Linked DNA regions of Homo sapiens: region 2 is linked to region 1. The links are chromatin loops, found by intact Hi-C in ENCODE. Cell type or tissue: A673. All regions are shown on one strand.

Region 1 (8,000 bases):
CATTGCCCAGTTCCAAAGCCACTTCCATATTTTTTAGGTATTTCTTACACCAGCACCACACTTCCATGCAGGAAAATTTGTATTCGTTTCCTATTGCTGCTCAAACAAATCACCACAAACTTAGTGACTTAAATCAACACAAATCTATTATCTCACAGTTCTGGAGATCAGAAGTCCAAAATGAGTCTCATTGGTCTAAAATCAAGGTATCAGTAGCACTACATTCCTTCTGGAGGCTGTAAGAGAAAACTCATTTTCTTGCCTTTTTCAGCATCTAAAAACTGCCTGCAGTCCTTGGCTTGTGGCCCACTATCACCTTTAAAGCCACCAGTGGCCAGACTAGTTTTTCTCATATCACATCACTCTACACTGACTATTCTGCTTCCTTCTCCCCATTTCAAAAGATTCTTCTGATTACACAGGGCTCACCCAGATAACCTATGATAGCCTCCTAATCTTAAAGTCAGCTGATGAGCAAACTTAACTTCCCCTTGCTGTATAACGTAACCTATTGTTTGGTTCCAAGAATTAAGACATGAACATCTATGCAGGACCATTATTCTGCCCACCATAATATATATTTCCATAATGATAAATTTTCAATTCTGCTCTATTAGTATAGCCTACCATGTAACCTGGTTCCTGCTTTCCTCATATACTTTATTTCATATCACATGCCCTATGTTTCTACTTCTCTAGACTTCCTCCACGTTCTCAAATGCACATTCATCCCATGCTCAGAACCTTGCTCACACACTAGTCCCTTTGCCTATCCCCATAGCTTCTCTTCTTTGGACTACTCTTACATATCCTTCAACTATCAGCTTAAATGACTATTCTTCAAAGATGGTTTCCCTGAGCCTGAGACTCCCCTAACTAAAATATAGATTCCCATTATATCTTCAGTTTTTCTTCATATAATTTATCTTAATGGTGATTAGGTCTGTAACTATGTAATTGTTCAACGGCTATTTTTAAGACACTATGAAATCAAAGTTAAGTTCTAACGTCTTCATTTGTTATGTGCCTAACACCTAGCAGTATGCTAGTTTCCCAAAAATAACTTATTTGAAAGAATGAAAGTAACTCGCTTAATTGTCATAACAATGATCATTTTATAATTGAGGGTACTGGAGCTTAGAGAAATTAAGTAACTTCACCACAGTAAAACAACTAATGAAATTCCACCTCAGTCTATCTTGTTTCTAAGTGCATCTCTTAAACACTGTGTTATTCCACACTATTTGGGCACCAACAGCCATCACTTCAAAGTCCACAGATGCTCACCAACCATCATACTGAAGACAAATTAGTGCCACCTCGATTTCCTCAATGCAGTTACCTTTGCCTACTAAAGTCCATGGTCTATTACCAAATGCCTATTTCACTCTGCGTAACACTGGCATAAGAGGAGACGTACGACCTTTTTTTCCCTTTAAAACCTTAAAGTTTTTTACAAATAACTACTAAGCTTATTTTCAACTTAACAACTTGTAAAAAAAACATGCTTTGATTTTATCCACTTCTCTTCTATGGATTAATGAGATTATAAAATCTGTTAACACTTCAGAAGAAATTGTATTAAACCAACAGAGGAAATTATCTACTTTGGGAACCTGGCCAGATTAATTGTTAAAATCAAAGATCTAAAAATCATGCTAACATTGCTAGAAAGTCCTAGAATGGTGCTTCTGTATACTCTCATTCCTGATCCCTCATGTACAGAGAGGAAAAAAACATTATTATGATCATTATCTTGGGGAATACTTCCTAGATTTTAGAAAGTAGAACCCTTTATAACCTTTCATAGGTCTTTTTATTGTCTACATTCACTCCTCTAATTTTTAAAAGCATAATAAGTGTATTTTTGTGGCTGCAAGTCAGATTATAGCTAGAAATGACTAGAAAATTGCCTGGATTCCTTTTTTGAAAATTATGGTAATTGGCAAAGATCAAAAGCCATATTTATTAAGGTGTAATCTAATTTAGCATCTTATTACTTGAATTTCCAAAACAACTATAAATCAAATTTCAACAACAACAAAACCATTTTAGTGATACTATAGTTGCTATTATTATTTTTAAAACATATGACTTTAAAATATATTTCCATTTGTTTTTATTAGGTATAGATAATAATAAATTTACGAGTTTCAAAAGGTATTGAATTGCATGCATCTCAAAATCCACTAAGGAGAAAAACTGGCACAAGGAAAAGCAATATTAAATGAGCAAAAATCACTGGGAAAGTATATGTTGAGATTTCTTTATTTTAAAGCTAAAAGACAGAAGAAGATGGTTACATTACTGCAGGAAAAATTTGATGGTCCAAAAATCTCTTCCATCTATTTAGAACATATCTGATAGCACAAAGAAACTTATATGATAGGTTCATATGAAACCTGAGAGCATCTCACGGATTTTGTAATTTGTTACTATTCCTGCTATGACTATGTATAGTGTATATGTATATACCGTACAAAATATCTGCAGCACCCTCAACTCACTGTAAATAGAATCTATAAAATCTTCAGTCTGTATATTTTTTTCTCTCTAAAGCCAAAGGAAATCTCAATGAAGCAGCAAGACTCGGAACTGACTTCTTAACAAGTTTCCAAATGCTATTAGCAAAGACCTTGCCAAGGTAATGCGAAATTCCATGCATGGCCAAAGGGCCACCTTTTGTCAATTTCATAATCCGAATCTTAGAATAAAAGAAATCACAAGAGCATAATCAATACATCAGTAATATATGCCTACTGAGAACATGGCATGCAGGAAATACTTGCTGATTGATTGGTTATATTAAATAAAGTCCATAATTTGGCAGAAAATGAAATTTTACACCTTCAAATCTCATAAACCATATTTGTTAGGCATTTACTCTGTCTAAATATTGAGCTCGGCATCAACAAGGAAGGAAAAACAACCAATTCATCAATGTACATGGATATCTAGTTACTATGGACAATTCAAACAAAACATTTTATATGCCTTATGTATTTTGAACACCTACCTTGAAGAATTTGACAATTTAAATAAAAATGAATAACTAAACATTTTTAATTAACCAGGAAAAGTTATCGATTCCTGAGACTATTTCCTAAAAATGGTTTAATTTTCTAGCATCAGAATATAAAATGCACAGTCCTGAAGGTTTCTATTTGTGACAGATCAGACACTCTTCAGAGGAAACTAGGTAGAATACTAATAAAATTTAAAGGAGCTTTGTAAATTTTAAGAGCACTACAATACCATTTGTTTATTAGGAGCTTTAGATTCCATAAAGCTTTCCAGTTACTCGAATTGGCAGTCCTGAAATAACTTTGTTTCCAGTTCATAGGGATTAAAAATCAGAGATAAAAACAACACAATACAAAACAACAACAACAAAAAAAAAAAAACAGAAGGTTAACCCTACTGACACTTCTATTCAACTGTGTGAAATTCTGCTGACAATGTAGCCTTATCTTCTTTATTATATTTGGTCATTGTTTTTAAAGGATTCAATATCCAAGCCCCACCCTCTTATAAAAGACCCTTAAGTGAATAAAACATTACCATAAATATTTGTTACAATAAAAAATTAACTTAAACATAAAATTTAAACAATAATTTTTAAGCCAGAAAATTGCATTTTAATTTTTTATAAGAGCAAACTTGTTTTAAGTAAATGTAACACATGTGAATTTCCTCCTTTCCCAACTCTAAGCTTTGGTTTTAGTGTCCATGGTGACACATACTGGCTATATCAGGCAACAACACCACTACAGAAACACTCAAGTTTTATTTTATTTCTATTTCTTGGTAGCATATTTTCCGAAGTGGTTTCCTTTTGCATATCCAACTCTTTAGTAATTATGAATTGCACTTTCAAAGCCATGGCACCAAAATAACAACAACAACAACAAAAATCTGGGTGAGGTAGGGCAAGAAGCTTTAGTCCATTAGATATGTTAAACCAAACTCCATTCTCTTTTGCCTTCATGTATTCTTCACCATACATGAATCTAGTCTGTCTGTACACGTTTAGCTACCTTTTAGAAGCTCTTATTACGGCAACTTTCCACAAACAAGCAATCCTCAAAAGCTCTAATCAAAGTTGAAGGTTTGCTGCATTGGAATTTGCTTCTGACTGCACAACACATTTAAATATAATTTGAGATGTAGACATTTGTGCCCAGCCAATATCCATTGACTTCAAAAAAAAGTTGTAAAATCGTAAGTACACAATTAATGATAATATGAGATACACTTCTAGATTAACATTTACTTGAAATCTTTCCAAAATACTTTTGAGACCATTATTCCCTTTCTCTTGTTATTGGTGGATGAAGGAAGAATGAGGGTCTTTCAAAGATAAATTTTGCCTCAAATATACTGCGACTGTGATATGCAGTAAGTAAAAATATTCAGAGGCATTAATTTTTCCAGAAAGCTACCCCCATAAAACAATTCCTCCAAGCAGGGCACCATCGTACCTGAAACTTTCAGAGATCAGTGTCTTAACTAAGATTAAGCTATCCTTTTTCCTACCTAAATCAATTTCACCCAAACGAGGCGTTTGTGTTATAATTCATTGTTCCCCAGATTCTAAAATCAACCATCTGCCATAGGAGTTTCTGCTCAGTAATTAAGGGACTATCCATTAGAACTGGCAAGAGTACAAAGTACGAAGGAGAAGGGTGAGGCAGGGGAGAAAAAACCACTTAAAAGAGATAGGGATATGTGTCTCACACTGGCCCTTCTACACCTCAGCTAAAGTACTGTCATCCATGAGGCAATACAAAGTTAGGACAAGCGGCAAGAGCAACTCCTGCCGGGGTTATCGGAACTGAAATCACAGTGGGGATGCAGCACGCCGGGCATACCTTGAAAGAGAAAGGCTTTCGTCCCATTATGCAGCCCCGGGACCTGACGCACTCCGGTCGTGGACTCCCCAAGTTCTAACTCTGTTAAGACGTCAATCTGTAGGGAAGGGTCCACACCAAGCCCCCAAACTGGTGAGGGGTATGAGGTGGGAGAGAGAAAAAGGAAAAGCTCCATCAAAATGCAAGTCTCTTCCTCCAGGGCAGCAAAGAACCGCGTTTTCGCGACAATATTGGGAACTGAAGATGAGAGGCGACTGCCTCCTCCTCCGCCGAGAGCCTTACCTGAGATCAGCAGCCAAGCTTTAAATAGCGGAGCACCCAGTCCCGTTTCCATGACCTCCTTTAAACCCTTCTCTCTGCAAAGTTCCCCCTCAGCCCTCCGACCCTGGACTAGGGGCGTGATCCGCCTCGCGGTCTCCAAGGCAAGCACAGAAAAAAAAAAAATCCATATCCAAACCCGCCCCCTTACTCCAAGCTTCCCACTCCAGACCTACTTTGGGTCCGGGAAAAGCGAGGCTTCCCCAGCCAGCCCATGCTGCCCCGAGGCGGGAGCCATCCCTTTCCCCAGCCCCAGCTCTGCGGCCACTCACCTGCTCCGAGACCGAAGATCAAACAGAATGTTCTCAGTAAGACCCGAGACTCCATGGTGCGGATCAGCTCAGTCCATCGTCTCCCTCTTTAAAAATAAAAATAAAAATCGAAGAGGTTCTTGGAATCAAGCGGGAAAATAACGTTTGTCTCTCCTGCTGCTGCCTCGGATTTACTGATCAGTAGGATTAATACGCTTTGGTTGCCTAAGAAAGAAAAGGGAGGCCTCCCCAGGCGCGTGAAGAACTTAGACCCTCCAATGCGCACATCATTCCCACACGCAGGGCCGAGGCGGCAGCGCGGCCCGGAGGGGGCCCGGAGGGAGGGGTCGGACTCGCCCCGGCGCGGCTCCGTCGGGGAATTAGCTCCCGAGCCGAATAAAAGCAGCCAAAGACTCGCACACCCGGTAGAAGGGGGGCGGCCCCAAGAAAGCCCGGGCTGGGGCGGCCCCGCACCCCCCCGTCTTCCCCGCCGCCCGAACCTGTTGTAAAGGCAGAGACAATGGAGAAAGCTCCGGGAGACGCGCGGAGAGACTGCTCCTCCGGGGAGGGAGGGGCGGGCCGGGGGAGGCGGGGTAAGGAGGAGGGAGGGGCCGCCGAGGGCGAGGCCGGCGCTCAGCGTCGGTCTCCCGCACGGTCTCCTGGATGCCAAACCCGGTCTAGGGAGCCCAGGAGCCGTTGCAGCCTCAGCTCTTCTCCCTCCCTCTCTCGATGACCCGGGCAATGCCAACCTCCTTTCGGGATTGAAAGCTCTAAATCCAAGGTGCTAAGTTGATGGGCGGTCTTTGCTCTCACCCCTCGATTTCGGGCGCGTGTCTTGAAAGACAGGAGAGAAAAAAGACCACCCAGCTGCAGGAGGCAAGGCTGGAGCGAGTAGCGCTCGCCTGCCCTTTAAGCAAAGGAGGGAAGCCCATGTGCACTCGTGCACTGGGCTCCGGAGCAGCCCCGGGGTGCAGGGCACTCCCCCTCCAGGGCGTGCGGAGGAAGGCCACCAAAACACGCTGCACTGCCGAGGTGGAGCTGGGCAAAGTAGGTAGAGACTGGTGGGGACGGATGGCGAGCCTGGGAAGCCCCGGGTGTCCTGGTGGAGAGGTTCCCTGCCGGGGGCGGGGCGCTGGAGAGCTTCCCCGGCGCGGAGAGCTTCCCGGGCGCGGAGAGCGCAGAGAACTTGGCCAGGAGGTGCTGGACAGCTCCGGAACCCGCGCGCCCCCTGCCAAATAAAGCGTGGAGACCCGGACTCGGGCTCTCTGGGACCAGCATACAGCAGAAGGCAAGGGGAACTGAGCCAGGGCGTCTGTTCACGCCGAAATATCTACCTACATAGAGGAGATGGTTAGAGAGAGAGAGAGAGAGAGAAATAAATAAATACGTAAATAAGCAGAGGGAGGAGATGGAGCCCAGGCGAGAGAGAAGAGCCATCCCACTGTTGACCACACTCATGCAGGCTCTACCTGCCCTTCACCACATATGTCCGGGACCATAAAAGTGGTGTCCTTTGAGATCCATTTTTCAGCAGGCACATGTATGTTCAAGATCAATGGTACATAATATTTTTTGAACATAGCCCTAAAATTTTTAGGTAAATTTTGAGGAATGGCATTCCACTTTCATTTTGGAAAAGTTAAGAGTTTAAAAAACCATTATGGTATTAATCTGTACAAAGATCAATTGGGTTTCTTAACCTTCCATGCAAACATGTGGGTACTGAATTCTCCAACTGGATACTAACAGCTACAGTTACCAAAATGCCTACTGGGTAGTCTGAGCCCCCTGCAAGGCAGGAGTATAATATACATTTTATCTATAGATATATAGTTATAGATATTATCATATAGTGGAATACATATACTATATTATACTATAGGGAAAGAGGTATTTTTAGATCTGCCCTTAGAATTTTTAAGACAAAAGATTCAGAATTCGGGAGCTCTTTTAAATTAATTTTTAATTCTCTCTTATCGAATTTCCCATTTAATTCTATTTGTAACTTTGTAAAGTTTGAGAAATATTTCAGTACTTACAAGTGATAAAGGATTGTCATATGCAATTTCCCAAATTTGAAAAACTATGCCAAATAAATAATACAATTTAATTAATCAATGAAAAGAAATTAATCATCAGAGAATTAAAGACCTTTCTACAGCTGTGCATCTAAAATATTCAATTGTAATAAGTATCTACAGAAGCTACACGAAATAAATTTTAAATAACGTAGCATTTAAAATGCTATCATTAGAGAAAAGAATAAAACATAAATATACATATGCACATATATATTTCCACATAAAAGTCCTCCTAACCAACCTGTGTTCAACCAACTCATGAAAGTAGGGATACTCTCGAGTTTCTCTGACTCTCATCCATATGCTGAAAGCTGGTGGTTAATGGGCTTATCTCCAGTACCATACACACTGAGGCTCCCTCCAGAACAGTGGTATTTGGTACCCAAAATAATTCTAGTTGAACCTGCTACTGTAATTATTTGACCTAATTAAATAGTATGGAAATCATTAAAATATGAGTATGGGGAGGTGTGAAGAGT
Region 2 (8,000 bases), 860 kb before region 1:
TTTCTGTTTTTGTTTTTTTTTTTTCTGTTGCTTCTTTTTCTGATATTCCCATTACACAGTTATACCTTTCATGGTTAACCCACGGTTCTTATATATTCCTTTTTATTTTCTTTTTTTTTCCTCTTTGCTTTTTAGTTTTGGAGATTTCTATTGACATATTCTCAAAAATAAAAGTTCCGATATTTTTTTCCTCAGTCATGTCCAATCTATTAATGAGCCCATCAAAAGCATTCTTCATTTCTGATCCACTTGTTTTGATCTGTAGCATTTAAAAAAAATCCTTTCTTAGAATTTCATCTTTCTGCTTATGTTATCCATCTGTTCTTGCAAGTTATTTTTTTCGATAAAAGCCCTTAGCATATTAACGATAGTTTTTAAACATTCCTGGTCTGACAATTCCAACATTCCTGGCATATGGGACTCTGGTTCTGATACCAGTTCAGTTTTTTCAAACTGGGGTTTTTGCTTTATAATTGTTTTCCTTGTAATTTCTTGTTGAAAGGAGGACATGATGTACTGGGTAGAAAGAAGTGCACTAAATAGGCCTTCAGTGATGCAGTGGTAGGGTGTGGGGGGAGGGGAAGTCTTTTGTACTCCTCTGATTAGGTATCACACTTTTTTTCTTTTTTCTCTTTCTTTCTTGCTTTTTTTTTTTTTAGACAGGGTCTCACTTTGTCACCCAAGCTCATGTCCAGTAATGGCGTGAACAGGGCTTGCTGCCGCTGCCTTAACCTCCCAGCCTTAAGCGATCCTTCCGCCTCAGCCTCCAAAGTAGCTGGGTCTACAGGCTCACACCACCACACCCTAGCTAATGTTTGTATTTTTTGTAGAGATGGGGTTTCGCCATGTTGCCCAGGTTGGTCTCGAACTCCTGAGGTCAAGTGATCAGCCTGCAGCCTCCCAAAGCGCTGGGATTACAGGTGTAAGTCACCGCGCCCAGTCTAGGTCTCAGACTTTTAATGAGCTTGTGGCCCTGGGCTCTGAACTTCACCAGTGCTTCACAGTTTTTCCCCAACTTAGGCTGGATATGATGGCTAGGGTGGTCTGGAGTTAGGTATTTCCCTTCCCCCAGGTAGGTTAGGCTCTGATAAAATTCCAAGAGGTTAGGGTCTGGAGGGCAGGCCTTGCAAAGAACAGAATATCCTTTCTTTCATATTTCAAATGGTTCCTCTTCCTTCCCCACTGCTGAAAGTACAGGGGAATTTTTCTCTGATAGTCGCTGTGAGGGCCTGGAGATAAGACTCACAGAAGGGTGAGGGTCCTCCGTGGCTGGGTTCCCTGGAGGTTTTAGCTCTCAGACTTGTCCACACCGAGCCTCCATCAGTTTATCAATTGCAGCTCAGATTTATGTACCTCAGCATTGGTTCCTGAAGAGGTTTCTGCTCATGAATTCCTCCTTTGGTAAGTTGTGATTCTCTGTATTTGCCTGTCTGTCTCTCCAATTTGTGGTGTAGGGTTTGCCCTAAGACTTCACTTCACTGACAGATCTAAGAAGAGTTGTTGATTTTTCAGATCACTCAGCTGTTTGCTTGCTGTTAGGATGGAGTGGCAACTTCTAAACTCCTGACATGTTGGAGTGGATACTGGAAGTTGAAAAAGGGTTTGAAACCTAACAAACTTTCAGGGGAGGGGCATAGGGAGAACAATAGACACCTCAGATACAACTGTGGACTAGAGAAGGAAAGACTTGTGTCCTTTTCACGGTGAAGCCTGGGCAGTGGGAAGCCGTATTCAGAAGTCCCCCTGTCCCCCACAGCACAAAAGCAATAGAGCTGAACTGGCTCTAGGTAGATAGGCCATTGCAGGTAGACGGGCCATGGCAACCTTGCAGAGTTCCAGTCACCCCACTGTGGTGCAGAGAATAACAGAATCATTTTATCTTTGTCACTGAGGGTGGTATGGACATGCTCCCTCAGCAGACCTGATGAGGCCTTGGGGTTAGGATGAGGGGGATAAGATGAGATTGAAAGATGAAGCTGATGACTGTAGGCCAGGTGCCTGAGGAGCTGAGTTTCTCATAACCTAACATGAAGTGTCTGCTTCCAGAGAGGATATGAGCCCGAGGTAGAAATAGCTGGGGTATGTCCTGAGAATTTCTAACATGTTCCCAGGTGATGCTGATGCTCCTAAATCTGGGATAACACTTTGAAAACCACTGCATTGTTTTATTCCAAACTTCCTAACCTCCTATTATTTGTTAAGTATAAGTAGATCTATGCATAATCAAAAGATACGTTACACTACCCAATTCCACAGGTGGTGTACTCTCTTGTACTATATGGTTAATCACCTAGATGTAGCAAGGAAAATGAACACTGGTATCTCCCATCTGTTGGTTACTGCTATTTTTTCCCCTTGGTGTTGTGCTTTTATGTTGACACTTTTCTTTCTTTCTTCCTTCATTTTCTTTGTTCTCCTTACTCTGATCTTTCCTTATAGCCTCTATTTGTTGTACCGTTTTTTTTCTATGTTCTGTGAAATACTGTGATCGGTATGTGAAAATAATATCATTTAATTAAGCTTTAAGGCACACTACCTTGCATCTAGCCTGAGAACAGCACAAGCCTGCTGTAATTTCTATGATTGGCCTCACTTAGGAGATTTTATTTGTTGAGAGGCACCTGAAAAACCTTAGCAAACTTGGTTCAGAAAAAAAAAATGGTGGCTACAGTAATAATATATAACTCAGAGATTTGAGACACAGATGATGTAGTTACCATAGGAAATTTTTTTCCTCTTTGGCTGTTATTACTCGTACTGTCTACAAGATCTGTCCAAGAACAGTGTATCATCTAAAAGAGGGGATGCTGGACTTAAAAAAATAAGTGAAAAAGAAAATTTAAATTAGAAGTCTTAAGTCAGTCATTGTATCCATATTGATATTCTTAACTGAAAAAGAACAAAACCCAGGAAGGCTTTTATTTATCGATTCCATGAAGAACATATTTCTTTTGTGTCATGGTGATCAGTGATTTTTGAATATATATATCTATAATATACTCAAATAAGATTTCTTGGTATTTTTTGGACTTAAAATTTTTGGATTGTATGATTCTGAGACTTACATGCATATGTTCATCTCATAAGATGGAAAAGCTTTTGCTCAAATTTTTTTTTGTCCATGTTGAAATGAGAATTAAAATCGCTAGAGGGCACTGTGGATAAGCATTTGTAGCAAAGATACCTATAGGAGCTAGAACTTGCCAGAATTTAGTTGTACAGGAAGTCCTCAATTACCGACATGTACTGGTCCAAAAATGTGCTTATAAATTAACTCTTCGGAATTCAGGATTCAGAGTGTATTTTCCTAATAGAAACAATAAAATAAGTAGTAGTATAACAATTTCCCAAGTTGACCTCTAATAGTCTGTTAAATATATATATGACACAGATTTGTTTGTTATGTGAAGGGAAGCAACAATAACAAAAACAAATATTATACACCTCATTGAGATATAATGGGATTTACCAAACAACAAATAAGACTATACAACTCATTTAGATATAATGGGATTTAAGAAAATTTTGATGTAGAGAGTTTTATTTTGGTGTGAACTGGCTTAATTACAAAAACCCACTAGCTTGGAAATATTACAGAGTTGCAATCTCTGTGTCTCAAAAACAAGAATAAAACAAAATACCCAGGAATAAACTGTTAATCTGTGGGTCACCCCCGTTGAATGGATTGATAGCACTACCCCCTCCTCCCAACTCCCTTCAGTTTTTAGTGGAGTGGGGTTCATACGGTTCTGCCTCCCCTGAACCCCACCTGGCTGCTTTGTTCTTATGTCCACTACCTCTCACTACTGCTGCTTCTCCTCCTGGTGCTGTTCAGTGGCATGTTTGGCTTCTTTCCCTTTTCTTTAAAGGCATCCAGATATCCAGCCAGTCCCAGCCTCTGGGTGAAGCCATTCCTCCTAGTTCCAAGCTAGCAAGGGTAATTTAGCACTGTTTGCTTGCAGACCTAACTTTGGGAATTCACTCAGTTCACCTCCCAGGTGGAAACGGGACCATCCCTATGGCCACAGCAGAGTCTCCCTTTCTCCCTGTGTCCCACCTGCCCTAGGAATGGTTCCCCTTTCCTCTTTCTTTCTTCAGCTTTCTTCCGTCTAACTTAATTACTGTTTTGGGATTATTTAATTTTTTTTCTCTAGGGCTTTCACTACGTAAGTCTACATTTCAATCAATGAGTGTTTTAAACTAGATGGGAAACAATACATGACTTGACAGTTAATTTGCCCTGATTTCTTGCCACACTTCCCTTTATTCTTTAGTGGAAATACAAAGTCACAGTTTTCTTTCATCTTTTACGAGCTAATGGGAATGTAGGCAGAGGTCAATGGTGAACAGAGTGCCTGAAGGTTTGTGGATGATGCAAAGTATTGGGAGAGTACCCTGAGCCCCACAAACCACCTTTATAATTTAGGTTGCATCAGTATCACCTGGGTGCCTGCCAAAAATACAGATTCTGTGAGGTGTTAGGTGGGACTCAGAAAAGTGCATTTTAATTAAGTATCCTTGATTATTCTGATGAGTGTTATTCTGGCCACAGATATAAATTGATAAATTATATAATAGTCCCTCCATCCTTAAGCCTCCTTTCAGGCAAATGTGTCATGGATTTTAGAGTGTTATCTTTTGTTTATGGGTTTTTGTTTTAAGGTGGCAAATGTGTCACTATCACCAAGGAGATGGGAAAGGTATGATTACTTTGATTTTTGGTGAGGTTGTGAAAAAATAATGTTTAGTAAAGATGAGCATCAATCTGATCTGCTCATTTAGCAGGATACATGTAGTATTTCCACCTACACTTTTCACAAAAGGAGAAAGCATTATTTATGAAGCCTTCTGTGTGTGTGTGTGTGTGTTTTAGGTGATAAATAATTGAAAGTAAAGGTTGGCATCACTATGCCATATCAAGCTTTTCCTTTTCTTTCTTTCCTTTTTTTTTTTTTTTTTTTGGTGATGAGACAGATGGTATTTTTTTCTATAGATGCCAAAAAAGGAAAAACCCCAAACCCACCAAGTCTCACAGTTGTGGAAAGAAATCTTATATGATTTCTAAAAGCAAGGATCTGCTGGCCCTCCTCTTACCCCAAAGACTAGGGACCATGAATCACTTGGAAAATAGATTTGTGTATTCTGAGTGCTTGTCACTGGGTTGGCTAACTTAGAGGGGTTTTTAGTTGAAACCAGGGCTTTCTAAGTATGCACTTGATAAGCATGTAAGAAGTAAGAACAAAATATATCCAGCTGATTAATAATGATATATTTCAAATATACTGGTGTTTAAATGGATATTAGACACTATGTTACCCTCTCCACCACTTCAAAATATTATAACATTTTAGGCTTTATAGTCTTTCATGACATCAAAGGTAATGTTATTATTTAAATAGAATAAGGACATCTGTTTTAGAAAGAGAAAACAGGTTCTTCAATGTGTGTTTTGGCTAGGCAAATGATAGCAGAAAAAACCTCTAATGCATCATTTTTAAATAGATCATTGAAATGACAGAGTTTTGATTTTTTTCAATGTTCTTTTTAACATCTGACAAGTCTAAGTACTTCTGTCTACATAAGTCACATACTAATTAGTAATTAACCACTGTTATTTAATTAGACTCTCTAGTTGGTACATCATGCATTGATCACTCCCAATTTGGTATGTGCTGGCTGCTCTTGGTGACTAGGCCACTCTGCTGGGGTTCATTTCATGCTGTGTGTTGCAGCTGTGCCCAGACACAACCTTTTTCTGCCTTTGTCTTGAAATTAGATAAGAAACATAAAAATGTGGAGAATTGAACTAACTCTAGTTAGTCAACTAGATTTCCAAAATGGTTACAAAAGGCAAAAGTGAATTTTTGCTGATTGAATGAAAAAAGGACTCTTTCGTTCAAAAATTCATTTTTTTCTCCTTTTTTATGCTTCAGATTTTCTTTCAGATGATTTGATAATGATATGTATGCTTTAAGGAAAGGTCAAAATTATATTTTAGACCTACTGAATTTGCAAGTGTTCTAAGCATGCAATAAAAACATGTAAAATCTCTACACTATATTAGATGAAACACATTTGAAGTAATTTTAATTAGAAATGGCCAAAGTAATTTAGAGACAATTGTTTTAATAAAAATGGTACATTTCTTAGATTATGAAACTAACTTTTTGCACTGTTTATTCCATTGGTTGTTACATAAATGGAGACTTCTGCTATTATGAATTCCTTAAACCACATAGTATGTCTTAAGCAACTCCTAGGACCTTATCAATATTTTATCCAGAAAGTACTCTTGATAATTAACTCTACTGTTTTTATTTTTCTTTTTTTCTTTTTCTTTCTTTTTTTTTTTTTTAGAAGAAGTCTTGCTCTGTCGCCAGTCTGGAGTGCAGTGGCGCAATCTTGGCTCACTGCAACCTCCGCTTCCCAGGTTAAAGCAATTCTCCTGCCTCAGCCTCCCGAGTAGCTGGAATTACAGGCACACACCACCACACCTAGCTAATGTTTGTATTTTTAGTAGAGATGGGGTTTCACCGTGTTGGCCAGGATGGTCTTGATCCGCCTGCCTCAGCCTCTCAAAGTGTTGGGATTACAGGCATGAGCCACTGTGCCCAGCCGATTAACTCTACTCTTGTAGCTGCACTCAACCCTAAGTGGACTTCACCTAAGTCAGTGGTTCTCAGCTCTGGGCAGAGGCCAGGGAAGGAGGAGATTTATGTATTCAAATTGCCTATAGAGTTTTTTGCTTGTTTAGTTGTGTTTTTGTATGAAAGAATGTTGTCTGGGGTGGGGCTTTATGATGAATGGCAGCCATCTAGTGTGACCAGACCATCATTTTCCCAGGATATGATGCACACAAAATCCTGAGACAAAGACCATCTCAGGCAAGTCCTGTAGAGCAGGTTGCGCACTTCCCTGAAAAGACTAGTCACAGTCAATTCTCACTCCCCAGGAGACCCATTGTAGTTTCACAGAAACGCTCACTTACAGCAGCCCTGACAGAGTGGCAGAGGGAGAAACAGAGGCTTCAGGAGGGTACTGGCTCATTCAAATCTGCACCATTAATAAGCACTGGAAGTAGGACCAGGTTTCAGATCTTTAGCTTCCTGATCTGGGGCTCTCTTCTCTATACATTTCTCTCCTCTTCCTCCTCATCTTCCTCTTTCTTCTTCTTCTGGATAAAGACATTTAGGCAAATAAGTTTAATGTGCTCATTATTTCAAGTTTTATGTAATGTTATTTCATAAATGTAATTTCTGATTAATTTTCATTTATTCTAGTTGGCAGGTTCATTAATCAGTGTAAATATGTGTAGATTATAAACTATGCAGTTGGTGCCTTTAATATTACATAGATATGTGGAAGTCCTTCCTTTTATTCTTAATTATCAAAAGATGGAATTCTGTCTCTAGAAAGTTTTGGAAGCATTCTAATAAAGGCTCTATGAACGTGAGTAATGAATCCCCCCAAACTTCTTTGATTTTTCCTCATTCCACATATGACAATCCCCAATTTGAGAAAAAAGCTCTTTTAAACAGAATGAAAGGTCTGTTTGTTCATATTTTGTAATAGAATCTGGTTGTTAAAAACACTCAGCAAATAGACATTCTTCCTCCTACTACCTCTGTGTAGCATAGGGAATGGTTTAGTCAGTAATGGTGTTTTCTTAGAAATTTCTAATAATTGTGCATATTAAAAATAAATTTTAAATTCAGAACAAACCAGGATTAAAAAATCCCAGGTTTTTTGGTCAAATTCAATGATCAGGTCTATGATATCTTTAATAAAAGAAATAACTCTTTCAATGAAAATAATATGGTCTGTGTTAGCAGTATCCAGATATTGTTGTCAGTGGATCATTATTCCCTCACAGTTATTTTATGTCTTTTTTACTATATGGAGCCCTATCTGACAAGGGTCAGCATTCTAAAAGTACTACATGGGGCAGTGGTTATGCCTCTTACTATCCACCTTCGATGTATTCTCTTGGTCAAAGACCA

The links. Hi-C counts contacts between places; a loop is a spot of excess contacts. Peaks named below come from ENCODE experiments on the same cell type or tissue, not always from the same donor. Only the 100,000 strongest peaks of a DNase experiment are listed, where the experiment ranks them.
Region 2: a loop joins it to region 1, with 4 times the contacts of the local background. A loop is called at or near these places in 9 of 110 quality-filtered maps.

What each region holds. Positions count from the first base shown.
Region 1 is chr12:44,870,354-44,878,353 of GRCh38, forward strand. NELL2 (neural EGFL like 2) reads right to left here and starts at 5,962. Exons shown (of 20, transcript NM_001145108.2): 1 at 5,462-5,962; 2 at 4,872-5,000. The coding sequence starts at 5,516. RefSeq lists enhancers at 6,085-6,586, 6,587-7,086. In A673, CTCF peaks have their summits at 3,770, 3,972 and 6,433; DNase peaks (open chromatin) are centred at 3,738, 5,348, 5,988, 6,378 and 1 weaker place; H3K4me3 peaks cover 6,313 bases; H3K27ac peaks cover 4,932 bases.
Region 2 is chr12:44,012,385-44,020,384 of GRCh38, forward strand. All of the region lies in intron 3 of TMEM117 (transmembrane protein 117), which reads left to right. Among named protein-coding and RNA genes, the nearest start is that of TMEM117, 180 kb to the left of the region's middle. In A673, a CTCF peak has its summit at 3,146 (motif pointing right); a DNase peak (open chromatin) is centred at 3,187; H3K27ac peaks cover 2,024 bases.